Regions from separate parts of the Mus musculus genome. Here region 1 is linked to region 2. A link is a loop called in an ENCODE intact Hi-C map of the cell type or tissue named here. Cell type or tissue: left cerebral cortex. All regions are shown on one strand.

Region 1 (2,500 bases), 110 kb before region 2:
AGGACTTTATAGAAGAGAGAGACAACTGGTACCCTACATTTTTTAGTTGATGCTTCCTGTCCCCACCAGATGCTGTGGAAGGATCAGGATACTGAACTTCCCATCTGTAGCCTCTCCTCTCCCAGCCTTAACGGTTTTACTGTTTACACCTAGATGGAGCTTGCCGGCTCAATCGTTCTGCCACACCCACTGCTGGAACCTGCCGCTTTGCTGTTCAGAGCCATACACATGGTCACCCTGCTACTGGACTCCAAGATTATTTGGCGAGAATTGGGCCCCTCCCCCTTCCTTCATAACTGAGTGCCAGAATAGTAAAAATTAAACCTTGAGTAGAGACCTTTGTCTTGGTTCCTTCCTTATCTCTCGCAGCCCAGCCCCTCTTCTCTTCCAGGTTTCCAAAATGCCTTTCCAGGCTAGAACCCAAACCTGCTGGCCAGACACAACACCCATCCTCTTGAACTATATGTTCAATGTAAAAAATTACATTCATTATATGCAACCTAGTTTCAGATATAACGTTATAGCATCAGAAAATGGACACAGGCTCTTAGGTGTGTCTCATTGAACCTGAGGTGGACAACTGACCAGAGTTGCATTCTTCGGATGATTTATATCTACATAGAAGTCAGCCTATTAGATAGGAAAATATATGAGATTTGCTGTGACAATAAATAACCCTAAAATATATATAATAAAAATATAAATATAATAAATATAAAATAACCCTGAGTTATTCCTTGCATGCCTGTCCATTCCTTGCATTACAAACCACTGAAAGCTGTTGGAAGAGGGGCAGGAAAGTGAGTTTTTCTGTTCTTCAGGATTCATCTCAGAAGAGAAGAAACCACAGAAGTGGCTTCTACCAGCCTCTAAAAGCTCAGACTGGCACATGGTACAAGCTCCACCTTCTTACAGCTCATTGGCCAGGATTAATCACCTGGTTCTACCATTCTGCGATGGCAGAGGTCTGTACAGGAGCCTAGAAGGGAAGTGAGCAGCAAGAAGCTGGGATCCGAGACCATGTGCCTTCAGGGATAGAACGGATGTTAGAGGGTACTAGGAATTATGGGAATTATAGGCACTGGGTGAGCAGTCAGAGAAGAAAGAAGGATAGTTAGAGAAGAGAAAGTTGGGCACGTATGTGGAAAAGAGCCAAGAGTCTGGCTTCTAAGATGTATAGACAGCAGGAGCTTCCCTTTCAGACGATTTCCCACTTCTCGAGTGGCCCACCGCACTGACTCACGCTTGCTATTAATAATGCTGCTTTCATATACCATGCACTTTCAGACTATCTGGTTGTGCTGGCGTGTAGCTTAGTGCTAAAACACTTGTGTAGCTAGCGTGCGAGGAGCCCTACCTTCCACAGCCCCAGCAGCATAACAAAGATGATAGTGTTGCAGAAGGAAGCTGGACTCTCAAAATAAAGGAGCTACCCCCAAGATGACAAATATTCATCCTGCATGAGCCTTACATGCGACACCCACTTTCCAAAAGCTCTGACCCACTGATAGAACTCGAGACACTCAGAGGGTATATCTCCACAGCCGTGTGCCTCCCCCACATCCCAGTGATGACAATACAAGGATCCTGGAGTGTTTTTGTTTCATAGTGCTCCTCTCAAAATAAAGCTCTTCAACGGTTTAAATATTTTTTAAAGCAGAAGAGAAAATACACAGGCTGACAAAGGAGGCCAATTAGCCTGAAGACACAGTTACCAAAGTATTTTTTTGAGATACACAGTTGCCATGTGAACTTGGTACGTTAAGAAACCTTATAGTCGGGTTTAATACCTACCATAATTTAAAAATCACAACACTGAGTATAAATAACAGTTGGAAGATATTTGCTACTACTGTAAAAGAAAAAAAAAACATGAAAATATCTTTTTGTTTCTTCTGGAGAAAAGATGATACAGTGAAAGATGCCGCTGTTGCTACTGTGGTTTGTTGTCTGTGTTTGAAACTGAAGCCCTGGCCAAATCAAACTTAGACGGCTATGAAAAGAAAGAGATTTTATTGTTTATGGAAAGACTATCTCATTGTTCCTGGAAATAAAAATGTATTGGTTTCAATCACAGGCCTCTTGAATTTTGGAGCCCCTTGGCATTTCGTAGACCACTGGTTGTGACTCTCTGGCCACGGGCCCTAGACCAGTGGTTCTCAGCCTTCCTAACGCAGCAACCTTAATACAGTTCCTCACGCTGTGGTGACACCCAGACCATAAGATTATCTCATTGTTTCTTCAGAACTGTAAATTTGCTATTGTTATGAATCATAATGTAGATATCTGATATGCAGGATGTCTCTGATATGTGACCCCAAAAGGGTCAGACCCATAAGTTGAGATCCACTGTACCCAGACAAGCTCAATTAGGCATCTCCCCTTCTCTCTCTCTGTCTGTCTGTCTGTCTGATATGTCTGTGTGTATGTGTGTGTGTGTGTGTGTGTGTGTGTGTGTGTGTGTGTGTGTGTGTGTGTATGAGAGAGAGAGAGAGAGAGA
Region 2 (2,500 bases):
AGTTCCCCTTCACAGGTTAGAAGCCTCAAGTTCAACCAGTCTAATTAATTAGCCAAGGCTGTACCGTGGGTAAGGAGCCAAGTCAAGGTTTGAAGCCATACCTGTCTGTCACCATTTTTTTTTATATCTTATTCCATCAGCTTTTTTTAAAATAAGGTATTTTCTTCATTTACATTTCAAATGCTATCCCAAAAGTACCCCAGACCCTAACCCCACTCCCCTACCCCCCCCCAACTCCCACTTCTTGGCCCTGGCGTTCCCCTGTACTGAGAGTTTGTAAGACCAAGGGGCCTCTCTTCCCAATGATGGCCGACTAGGCCATCTGTCACCATTTTTAAGGCAGGATCGAATAGCCCAGGCTGGCCTTGAACTCACTATGTAGCTCAGGATGACTTTAAACTTCTGATCCTCCTGCATCCACCTCCCAAGTGCTAAGATCAGAAAGATCCATCCCACCATGCTGGCTTTATGTGGTGCCAAAGATCTAACCGAGCCCACAGAGTGCTAGGCAATCACTCTACCTTCCGAGCTACATCTCCAGCCCTGTCCCTGACATTCTTGTTTCTTAAACCTTTCCCTCTCTGTCACCCCCTGTGCTGTCCCCTTCTTGACAGCCCACACCAAGAATGCCCTTAAAAGTACCTGACTGTTCCAATCTTAATTCTTTCTTTCCCTCTTCAGCTCTTGAGTCCCAGCTCTCGAGCCCACGCCTGGATGGGACACAGCAAATTTTCAGCCAGTGCTGGAGTGGTTGGGTTTCTCTTCTGCCCCGCAGAGCTAGGCCCCCATTTCTCAAGCCAGTCTGAAATTGAGTTTTCTTTCCTTTTCTCCCTGTTTATATTGTTCTCTTTCCAGCAGGAGAGTAAGGGAAAGGTTCATAAAAATGTGAGGGAAAGCCCAATTAGGTCTGCTCAGGAAGTAGCAATCGGCACAGAAATCTGTATTTCTGTGGGGAGGAGGATGGTTACCGAGTCCTGGCATCCTGGCCACAAGAATCACAGTGATGGAGACTTCCTCAGATGATGTAAGTTCTACTTGAGCATAAGAACATAGTTTCGGTCATTTCTGCAGCCTCAGTGTGAGGAGACTGGCACCAAGATAGGCGTGAGGACATTTGGTGTGTGAATCATTTGTCGGGCACAGACACGTTATTTTTAATGAACACATAGATGCACAGTGGGATCCTTTGATAGATGCATGCAACACACACCGATTGAACCTGAATAATTCTTATACCATCTCAGATATTTACGGTTCTTTACAAAGAAAGCATGCCAGGTAGGTCCTCTTTTCTAGCTATTTTGAACGGTGGGATGCACGGTAGTTTATTTTTAAGTCAGTTGGAGATCCCTCCAGAGAAGCTGCACAAACTAGGAGCGGAAGCTCTTACCAGAGCAGGAGGCACTCAGGCCCAGCAGGTGGCCCCAAGCCTCATGTCCCCAGGCGGGACCCAAGCTCTAGGAGAGGTGGGTGGGAGACCATCTGGCCGCAAACCTCGCCCGAGTGCCAGGCGTATTTGTGTCTCCGAGCTGAGAACTGGGCCCCTGCTTCTTGCCAACCATTCACAAGGGGAGAGATGATTTAAAAGCCGGGGAGAGTGACTCATGAGGAAATATGAAAAAAAAAAAAACATAACAGGCCCCAAGTATGTTTAGCTTGGCACCGACATAAAAGGGAGTCACGATAAGGACTCCAAGTCGGAGGACGGCCACATGTGGCATGTGGGCTGCCTGGGAGGAATACAGGGAAAGACACAGATGGGATGCAGGGGAAAAAACATAGTGCCTGAGTCCAGGACCTATTTCCCACGGGGGTCAGAGTTAGATCAGAGACCACTTCCAGAGATTTGCAACACAACCTTCCATGCTGGCTACTCTTAACTTCTGCACCAGGAGATTAAAGGTGCCTGTTTGCAACGAACACTTCAAGGGCCTTCTCCCACCGTACACCAAGTAGGTCCTAGGCTTGGAAGAAAATCAAATTCCCCGCTCTCAGGTAACCTGCTGTCTGTTTGGGAACAGCTTTCCCCTTGGTTGGTCATCTACCTAGAATCTCCTCCCACTAGATATCCATTTGGCCCCCTCCCTCATCTTGTTTAAGTGTATTTATTTATTCATTCATTTATTTGTATGTACATGTTTGGGGAGGGGCGTACGCATGTGTGTGTGCACATGTGACCGGAGGTTGCTATCCACTTCATTTTTGAGACACAGGCTCTCCCTGAAGCTGGAGCTCACTGCTTTGGCTAGACTGACTAGCCACCAAGTACCAGGGAATCCTGCTGTCTCTCCTCCCCAGTGCTAGGATTACAGGAACCTGAGCACATGCCACCACACCTGCCTCTTTACATGGGCGCTAGAGACCCCACATCAGCTCCTCATTCTTGCATAGCAAGTACCTCACTCCCTGAGCCATCTCCCCCACCCCTCAAGTTGTAGTCAGAAGACATCGACACCACGAAACCTACCTTGTTCATTCTGGTTGACTGCCTTGGTATATT

Evidence for each region. Hi-C counts contacts between places; a loop is a spot of excess contacts. Peaks named below come from ENCODE experiments on the same cell type or tissue, not always from the same donor. Only the 100,000 strongest peaks of a DNase experiment are listed, where the experiment ranks them.
Region 1: a loop joins it to region 2, with 4 times the contacts of the local background. A loop is called at or near these places in 4 of 42 quality-filtered maps.

What each region holds. Positions count from the first base shown.
Region 1 is chr11:109,087,448-109,089,947 of GRCm38, reverse strand. No RefSeq gene overlaps it. Among named protein-coding and RNA genes, the nearest start is that of Gm24149, 22 kb to the right of the region's middle. In left cerebral cortex, no CTCF peak of the experiment used is centred here; a DNase peak (open chromatin) is centred at 1,233.
Region 2 is chr11:108,979,795-108,982,294 of GRCm38, reverse strand. It overlaps Gm36876 (a long non-coding RNA gene), which reads right to left and starts at 1,556. Exons shown (of 4, transcript XR_389100.4): 1 at 643-1,556. In left cerebral cortex, a CTCF peak has its summit at 1,424 (motif pointing right); DNase peaks (open chromatin) are centred at 1,137 and 1,570; H3K27ac peaks cover 1,872 bases.